Regions from separate parts of the Homo sapiens genome. Here all the other regions are linked to region 3. Evidence: chromatin contacts called from ENCODE Hi-C or POLR2A ChIA-PET data. All regions are on one chromosome and are shown on one strand. The core of a region is the stretch at or near the end of the contact, and the rest is flanking DNA. Distances in the headings are between cores, read along the strand shown. Region 1 has its middle 14 kb from the start of CCR1. Region 2 holds the start of CCR3 (C-C motif chemokine receptor 3). Region 3 overlaps LOC105377067 (a long non-coding RNA gene).

Region 1 (3,198 bases), core at 534-3,033, 36 kb after region 3:
TGGCCACGGAGAGTATTTACACCAAGGAAACTGGAAATTGATGCTATTATATCAGGCATGTTGTGCCTGTTTTGATTCTTCCTCCAGAAAGCTGGTTGTTAACATTTACCAGCACACCATTGCAGAGTACCTATAGGCCATGAATGTACAGGGAAGATGTTTGCATTTCTTTCATCTTAAGTCTTCAAGGACAAATGGATCTGACAACAGCAACAAATACTGTATCTGAGTTTATATAAATCTTTGGTTTCAGCAGAAATAGCTTTTACTTGAATATCTGCTCTTCCCACTAGCAGCTGGGGCCTGATTCCCTAGTTGTAGGGGTATTCCTGCACATGCAAGATGCACCCCTCACATGCCCCCCGCAGCCCAATCCTTCACAAAGAGAGGTCCTGACCTTGGCTGGGCTATGTTTCAAGTCACACAAACAGTTCAAACCACACGGCTCTGCCTGCAGTTGAGGCATCTTGAACCCAATTTGCACTTCCCTTTTCTAGACTTTTAGTCTTATTCCTGTCTTCCTTTTCCCTCTGTGGGTTATTCTGCGGGGTGGGCTATTTTGTTTTGCTTAAGCCTTCATTTTTGAGCTTGCTTTCCTCCAAGAACCCCTGGCAGGTTTCCGGTTGTTGAAATGCACATTCACTTCTTCCAAAGGATCATCCTGTGTTCTTTTGCCCCTTGCAAAGCAGACCTACCCAAGACCACTGAAGACAAAGAAGGGGGTCCATGAAGGAGTGTGTCTGGGCCCCTGACTGGCCGCCACCCCTCACTTAGCTCTGCCTGCCTTTCCTCTTCCCGTGTGCCCCCTAGTCCCTCCCCAGCCCCTCTCTTGCCACTGCTGTCCACACAATTTCCCACAGGCTTCCTCCACACAAACTGGCACTGAAGATTCCCCCTGAGGACTGGGCAGGAGCCCTGAAGGTCAGATAGGCAGGCCTCCCAGGCTGTCCCACTCTCTAGGACAATAAGGCGTGACACTCTCCACATCAAAGGACCCATGTCTGAATTCCTGTTTCAGAGCAGTGAGACAGAGGAAGCAGGACCATGTATCATGCCACACCACCAATCCATATCAACACAGCAGCCACAGAGTATGGCACACCTAGGGCATTCCTGGATGGCCATGGTGGAGGTGGGGAGATGGGGGTTTCATGGGGATAGATGAACTTCTAGCTAGACTGGGCAAGTGATGGGTCCAGTATGATAATCTGGAGAAGTTACAGGGGCTGACAGGCAGCCTGGTTGCGTTACTTTCTCTTATTTAATTTGTCGCCCTCTTGCTGCTGCCTTGCCTCTGAAGCTACCTATCAGGAAGCCCTAGGATTCTTCTTGAAGGGTACTGCCAGGCTAGTAGAGAACTCAGGAGAAAAACCTCCAGAGTCCCTTAATCTTTCAGGGCCCCACCCCACAGATCTAGTGCCCTAGGTCCTGGGCTCTAACTTCAGACATCATGCATGGCCAGGCATGCTGCGCTCCTCACCTTGTTCAAGCAACAGACAATGGCAGCACCTTGCCACAGGCAGCAAGTCCTCCAGCACACCAGACCTGGCACAGCCCTCAGATGCCAGCCATGCCACCTTGGGCATTTTTATTTACCGCTTGTCAGAACCTCAGCTTCCCCACGTTTAAAATAGTGAGAGTAATATTTCTTTCTCAGGATTGTTGCAATAATTAAATATGATTCAATATGTGTCTGGCACTTGGTAAATGTTCAGCCGATGGGAGCTACGTGGCTATTTATTTCCTCATCCTATGCCTCAGTCAAACTGGTAAACATCTGTTGAATGTCTCCTATGTGCAAGAAAATTGTCAAGAAACCCTTCATGCTAAAAAGGGGAAGGAGAAAGTATATTAAGGAAGTGCTCTAAAAACTCCCTGTCCAGGTCCAGCCCAAGTTAACACTTACAGTCTTGCATGCCAAGTTTTAAAACTCTTTTGAGGCCAGGTGTGTTGGCTCACGCCTGTAATCCTAACACTTTGGGAGGCTGAGGTGGGTGGATCATGAGGTCAGGAGTTCGAGACCAGCCTGGCCAATGTGGTGAAACCCTGTCTCTACTAAAAATACAAAAATTAGCTGGGTGTGGTGGTGGACATCTGTAATCCCAGCAGAGGGAGGAGAACTGCTTGAGCCCAGGATGTGGAGGTTGCAGTGAGCCGAGATCGTGCCACTGCACTCCAGCCTGGGTGACAGAGCAAGACTCTGTCTTGAAAACAAACAAACAAACAAATAAAATCTCTTTTGAGTCTGGGCTTACATACAGTCTAATACACAGCATTTTATATCATGTTATCTGTATTACATCTTTTCTCTCCAGCTAAATTGTAAGCTTCTCAGCTGCTGGGCCCATGCCCAATCCTTTTTCATATGTTTTCCACAGTACCCAGCACTGAGATGCATATATATAAGAGGTGGTCAGTGTAAGGACTTGCTGATTAAAGTTGATGCTTGTGTGTGTGCATGCATGTTGTGTACATGCATGCAGGTGTGTGTGTGCATGTATGTATGTGTGACTATTGATAAGTACAGTTTGACCTCTTTTATTCAGAGTGACATTATCACGTGTCACTTGTATCAATCTGTTTTCCCTTTCAGCCTGCCTCAGTTTCAGGAAGCAAGAATTCTTTTGGCTCCTGACAAAGAAGGGAGAGAGACATTTTAGATCCCATGGCTTGCCTGAAACTTGGCCACGGACAGGGTGCTGGTGCAGGTATGGGACATGGATAGAGGTACTAGAGGACAGTGGATGACTTGAGCAGGTTCAGAAACATAAGCCCAGAGGTGTCGGTAAATAGAGTCTCCATCGGGTGTGATCAGGGTGTGCCAGGAGCTGGGTAGAAAGCAGCATGAGTGCCCACAGCCAGAAACAGCTCAGGGAGAGCTCTTTCAAATAAAGGGATGCATATACAAAATCGATTAAATACTCCTGCCAGTTAATAAGAAAAGGACCAATGGCCTCTTGTTTTTTAAATAGGCAAAAGACTTGATTAGAAACTTCATAGATGAGGATATCCAAATAACTAACATGTATGTGAAAATGTGCTCTGCATCACTAATCATTTGAGAAATGCAAATTAAAACCACTGGTTTTAATGAGACGAACCAATGAGACAGCAGCACATAACCACCAGAATGGCTAAAATGAAAAAAACGCAAAACAACATCAACAAAAAACCAAACCCTGGGCCAGGCACGGTGGC
Region 2 (2,953 bases), core at 393-2,892, 55 kb after region 3:
TATGTAGCTTGCCCACGGTGATATCCCTATTAAGCGGTAAAGGTAGGTTTTGCATTCAGGTGTCCAGCAGCAAAGTCTGAGATCTTACTATCAGTCGAAAATTTTGTTTTAGCCAATTTGAATATGCTATATTGAATATGCTGTAGATTAAATAGTGAAATGTTTCTTTGGTTATGCTTTAACTATATTTGAGCATTCTTGATATTTTATCAGGTCTCTGTTGTCTCTGATCACCAACAAGGTTATAGACTCTTTAAGGTGGAAACTGAGCCCCTTCCTCCCTTTCTTCTCTTTCTCTCAAATTCTCTCCCTATTCTTTCTCTCTCTCTCTAATGCACATGTGTGTGCGCTCTCTCTCTCTCTCTGTCTCTCTTATCCTCCTTCCTCTTTCTTTGTCTTTTGTTCCTATGTTTTCTTTATCATGAAGCATACAGCACAGTCCTACACACATATCAAACGTTTGATAAACACTTTGGTGCATTACACTCATTTGTCGAGTTAGTCAGTGTATCAAAGATCACTTCATGCTTAGTCAGAGTTCTTCCCACAAATATTGGGTGAATACCTGCTCTGTGCCCAGTGCCATGCTAGGTCCCAAGGGACACATCAGCACATACAGCAGGCACATGGCTCTGCCCTGTGACGCTTTGCCCTGAGACATGGCTCTGCCCTATGACGCTTATGTCACAGTGGCATTCTACCCACACTTTACATTTCCTTAGCCCTGTATATTCTGCAGAGACTTTTCACATATTTATCTTAGTTGGTTCCACGGCAATGCTATGACTTAAATATCATTATTTCCAGTTTAGAGATGAAAAAGCTGAGGTCCAGCAAGTTTAAATTACTACCCCCAGCTTATGTAGCTGTGTATGCCACAACTGAAACTCAAACTCAAGTCTTTTAGACTTGTCTAAACCTTTGCAGCCACATTTTGCCCCATCCAAGTGTCTACTGGACCCTGCAGAATAATTAGTTTATTCCTTTGCCGGGAAATTCTTATTTCATTCTTCATCCTGTCTCCCGATGAGTCAAATCAATGCTTATTCAAGAATTATAAATCCCAGGTCTTTAGGAGGCCGAGACTCGCAGATCACTTGAGGTCAGAAGTTTGAGACCAGCCTGGCCAACATGGTGAAACCCTGTCTCTACTAAAAATACAAAAATTAGCCAGGCATGGTGGCATGTGCCTCTAATACCAACTATTCCAGAGGCTGAGGCAGGAAAATCCCTTGAACCCAGGAGGTGGAGGTTGCAGTGAACTGAGATCATGCCACTGTACTCCAGCCTGGGTGACAGAATGAAATCCTGTCTTAAAAAAAAAAAAAAAATTATAACAACCCCCCACCACTAAAAATGAGCAATGCCAATGGGTGGAGAGCCCCTAAAGCAGCACTAATTGCAAGGATTTCTCAGGTGACTGGTTAGTATGTGGTGTCAATCATGAAAAAGAAGAACTGCACGAAAGTATCTTTCTGAAAACTTGCAAAACTGAGAAGCTAGTCTGTTTAAAACAGGAAGTTATATACTTACATTGTTTACTACTTTACTAATGTCTGTGATCTGATGGTATCTCTGTTTCAGGAGTGGTGACGCCTAAGCTATCACTGGACATATCAAGGACTTCACTAAATTAGCAGGTACCACTGGTCTTCTTGTGCTTATCCGGGCAAGAACTTATCGAAATACAATAGAAGTTTTTACTTAGAAGAGATTTTCAGGTAGGTGTCGCTTTTCCAGGAAAAGGGAGGTGGAACAAGGAGGGGTCCAGGCAGGTGGAAGTAGTAACTTCCAGCAGTGCTCTTGGATCTAGGAGGGAGGAGAGGAAGGTACACAGCAATTTAGAGGTAGTATGGGGCCAGAGTGGGAGAAAATATGGCCACATATCTCCATTTTCTTCTTGCTTTTTCTAATTTTCCCTTTCTGTCTCCCATCCACACAATGATAAGTTTGCGTGTAGCACTCACCCAAACTTGGCCCTTTATACCTCTTTAGTCAACATCTGTGCCCATGTTACCCTCCTATACTTTCACAAATTCTCAACTATGTGCATATGACTACTCCAAAGAGCTTACACTTAATAGCTTGTGTTTATTTATATTGACTTGTAAGAAATAGCAAAAATATAATTTTACATATATATGTGTATATATATATATATACACATATATATATATATATATATACGCACACACACATACATTTTTATATATACAAAGTCCTCCCTCAGTATCTGTGAGGGATTTGTTCCAGGACCCTTGCAGATACCAAAATTCATAGATGCTCAAGTTCCTTATATAAAATGATGTAGTATTTGCTGATAACCTACAAATATCCTCCAGTACCCTTTAAATACAAGTACCTAGATTACTTGTAATACCTAATACAACGCATACAGAGCGCTTCATTCATGTGGAGTCAACATAGCACTTGCTGCGTGGCAAATTCAAGGCTTGGTTTTTGCAACTTTGTGGAGCTTTTTCCCAGATATTTTTGATCCGTGATTGGTTGAATACACAAATGTGGAACCCATGGATACAGAGGGCTGATTATATACATATGTGTGTGTGCATTAAGTATGTATGTGTGGAAATATATATATTTATTTGAAGTTTTCATTGAAAATCCACACTAAATCAAGCTACTAGATGAGTCAGTTGATTGATTTGGTGTCTTTTTTTCTGGGTGAATGAGATTGTCTGTGTTAGAGGGTAGAGCTAGAAAGCCTTACCGATTCTTCTGGAAACGCCTGGATTGACAGAGGATGAGTGTTAACTTTGACAAGTACTTCAAGTGAGAGTGGTGGGAATAAGGGGTCTTCCACATGGATGTGGTATAAGTTGAAGTATATTTTTGAAGTGCAGCTCTTTCCAGAAAATGGTGATGATTACACTGAACCACGCAGGATGAGTTAGCTCTTCTGGGAGAAGAAATATGAGCCCTTTGTATGACT
Region 3 (3,161 bases), core at 400-2,899:
TGTAATTGTAAATTGACAAACTATTGTTGTACACAAAGTTTTGTTATAATGTATAAATACAATGTGGAATAATCAAATCAAGCTAATTAACATATCCATCACCTCAAGTACTTACATTTTGTGTTAAAAAATTTGAAATTTACTCTCTTAGCAATTTTGAAATGTACAACATATTATTATTTACTATATTCACCAAGCTATGCAATATACCTCAAAGAAATCAAAAATTATTCCTCCATGTAATTGAGGCTTTATGGCTATTTTTTTTCTTTTAACTTTTGTTTTAGGTTCTGGGGTTCATGTGCAGGTTTGTTATGTAGGTAAACTCGTGTCATCACAGGGGTTTGGTGTACAGATTGTTTCCTCACCCAGGTACTAAGCATAGTACCCGATAAGTATTTTTTTCTGAACTTTTCCCTCCTCCCACCCTCCACCTTCAAGTAGGCCCCAGTGTCTGTTGTTCCCCTCTTTGTGTCCATGTGTTTTTATTATTTAGCTTCCACTTATAAGTGAGAGCATGCATCTATCTTTGATTGTTTTTTTACAATTGAGTTATACAAGCACTCTCTAAATTCTGGTACCAGCTTTTTATCATAAATGTGTTTTGCAAATATTTCTCCCAGTGTTTTTCCTGTCCTTCCATTTTCTTAATGGTATCTTTTGAAGTGCAAGGTTTTCAATTTTGATGAGGTCTATTTTATCAATTTTTTCATTTATAAATCACATTTTTAAAAGAAATCTGTCTGGCCCAAAGTCCTAAAGATTTACTTCTATGTTTACTTCTAAAAGTTTAATTGTTTCAACTCTTACATTTAAGTCTATGATTTGTTTTCAGTTAATTTTTGTGCATGGTGTGAGGTGAGGGTCCAAGGTCATTTTTTTTGCATACACATAGTTATATTATGAAATGTTTTTCTAGAAGTTAATATGATAATAGCTTAATATTTTATTTTATGAACATACTATAAACAGTGAGGTCCTGGTAAATATTTGACAATCATCTCTTTTAAAAAAGCCCTGATTTGTAGTATTTGCCAATTTCCCTGTGTAAATATTCCAACAGTGTTTAATTTAAAGCTACTACATGACATAACATATGGAGTTGGGAAGAAGTCACACCATTGATTCTTATGAATTGCTACAAGCTGGCTCTAGCATATCACTAAATCAATTTAACCAATCTCCTGGGTTTTTGTTTTATTTTTGTTTGCTTCTTGTTTTTCTCTCTTTTACCCTCAATATATACAAAAGATGCAAAAAAGAAACAAAAAGCAGAAACAGTCTATTTTATTCATCGCTATAAATGAATGCTGTATCTCTAGGGAGTTTCTAGTTCTCTCTCCTTAGGAACACAGCTGTGGGCAACATCCTTGAAGCCTTTCTGTGGTCACATTTAGTAGTGTCTATCACATTTACTTTCAGACAACCCCCTCGCCAGCCTTGCTTCCTTTTAATGATAAAGAAAATCAAGTTTTGACAAATAGAGTATAAAGCAGCTTGAACTTCTGCAATTTTGCAAAAACACATATACAAAATTTAAATTATAGAGGTGACTTCCCCCCCTTTTTTTTCTCCCTCTCAAGAACCAAGTATAGAATTAAGCAAATGCTGAGGAGGAAAATAGTTGTCTTGACAGGCAGTGGAAGTCAAGTGTGAATGGCCACAATGTGTCAGCTTCCTGAAAGTGTCTTGTACATAAGAGTACTGCAAAGAAATCACTGGAGTGTGACACTGTTTCAGATAAATATATCTGATCTTCCTTTCGAGGAAATCTTGTAAGAAGTGCAAATAAAACTAGGGGGCCACTTTGGATCAGATGCTTTTTTTTTTTTTTTGAGGGAGGGTCTCACTCTGTCACCCACACTGGAGTGCAGTGGTGTGATCATGGCGCACTGCAGCCTCGACCTCCAGGGCTCAAACAATCCTCCCATCTCAGCCTCCTGAATAGCTGGGACTACAGGTGTGCACCACCATGAGTGACTCATTTTTGTATTTTTTGTAGAGACAGGGTTTTGCCATGTTGCCCAAGTTGGTCTCAAACTCTTGGGCTCTCAAAATGCTGAGATGATAGGCATGAGCCCCCATGCCTGGCCAATAGATATTTTTAATAAGTAGTTATTAGATGCCTATCTGTAGCTCTGTGGAGCCCACATAGCTTTATCCACATTGTTACAAATGGGAAGCAGCAGAGGCCTGGGATCTGGGAGAGCAGTGAGCCATGGGGGATTTGGAGGAGAAAGGGCACTAAGTTGTATGGGGATAAGAGGGTTTTGAGCAACTGTCACTATTTGGCAAGACCTTTATTCAATATAATTACCATTATTTAAAGTACCCCTTTCTATTACTATGAAAAGTGAGGCTCAGAGAGATGTGAAAGTGCTTACACAGGGACTTCTGGCTTACAAATACCTGCTTTTTAAACTCTGTGCTCAGAGTGTGCATTGGGAGTCACCTCATGAAGTGGAGACTCAAGCTCAGTGACTCATCACAGCCTCCTGCTCTGGCCCCATGTCCCAGTCAGCCCACTCACTGCCCCATGCTCCCCCTCTCACTCCTGCTCCCCTGCACATGACGGGAGTCATACTAACCTTTGTGCAGGTCCCAGAGAGAGTCATGCTTCTGGCCTTCATTCACTCCACACCCTTACCCCGGAATGTTCATCCCACTGTGTTCTTCTAAGAAGCAACTGCTCATCTTTTTCTTTTCTCTGTCTCCTTCTCACTCTCTTTCCCCAACTTTCCCCCCATTAGACTTCTTCTCCTTCTTGCCCTTTCTCCTTCCTTTCTTTCTTTTCACAAAGAATAGTTTTTCTTATGATGTGGCCATTTTAAAAGTTGGATAGGCCAGCCTGGTGGCTCATGCCTGTAATCCCAGCACTTTGGGAGGCCAAGGCAGGAGTATCCCTTGAGGCCAGGAGTTCAAGACCAGCCTGGGCAACAAAGCAAGATCCTGTCTCTACAAAGGATAAAAATAAAGTATTAGCTGGGTGTAGTGACATGGGTCTGTGGTCCCAGCTACTGAGGAGGTTGAGGCGGGTGGATCTCTTGGGTCCAGGAGTTCAAGACCGCAGTGAACTGTGGTCACCACTGCACTCCAGCCTGGATGACAGAGTGAGATCCTGCTCTAAAAAAATATATGTATTTTTTTTTTCAGTTAGATAG

What was found. Hi-C counts contacts between places; a loop is a spot of excess contacts on that map. ChIA-PET counts read pairs that join two places held with the same protein, here RNA polymerase II (POLR2A). Pooled maps may share reads with other maps.
Region 1: a loop to region 3 is called in a map of B cell, with 5 times the contacts of the local background. The contact joins two enhancer-like sites. A Hi-C loop is called at or near these places in 1 of 168 maps with a recorded cell type or tissue (B cell). POLR2A ChIA-PET finds 5 or more read pairs at or near these places in 6 of 52 experiments (GM12878, HEK293, MCF 10A and 3 more).
Region 2: a loop to region 3 is called in a pooled map, with 5 times the contacts of the local background. The contact joins the promoter of CCR3 here to the enhancer-like site in region 3. A Hi-C loop is called at or near these places in 3 of 50 pooled maps. POLR2A ChIA-PET finds 5 or more read pairs at or near these places in 3 of 52 experiments (B cell, WTC11 and activated T-cell).

What each region holds. Positions count from the first base shown.
Region 1 is chr3:46,221,133-46,224,330 of GRCh38, forward strand. It overlaps a transcript of CCR3 not described here. Among named protein-coding and RNA genes, the nearest start is that of CCR1, 14 kb to the left of the region's middle. RefSeq lists an enhancer at 536-705. Within about 2 kb of position 1,784, at least 2 of the 41 ENCODE cell types and tissues checked have a DNase peak (open chromatin) inside an H3K27ac peak, as active enhancers do; they include B cell, where a contact is called at or near this core.
Region 2 is chr3:46,240,818-46,243,770 of GRCh38, forward strand. It overlaps CCR3 (C-C motif chemokine receptor 3), which reads left to right and starts at 1,643. Exons shown (of 2, transcript NM_178329.3): 1 at 1,643-1,721.
Region 3 is chr3:46,185,567-46,188,727 of GRCh38, forward strand. All of the region lies in intron 1 of LOC105377067 (a long non-coding RNA gene), which reads left to right. Among named protein-coding and RNA genes, the nearest start is that of CCR1, 21 kb to the right of the region's middle. RefSeq lists an enhancer at 1,973-2,112. Within about 2 kb of position 1,650, at least 3 of the 41 ENCODE cell types and tissues checked have a DNase peak (open chromatin) inside an H3K27ac peak, as active enhancers do; they include B cell, where a contact is called at or near this core.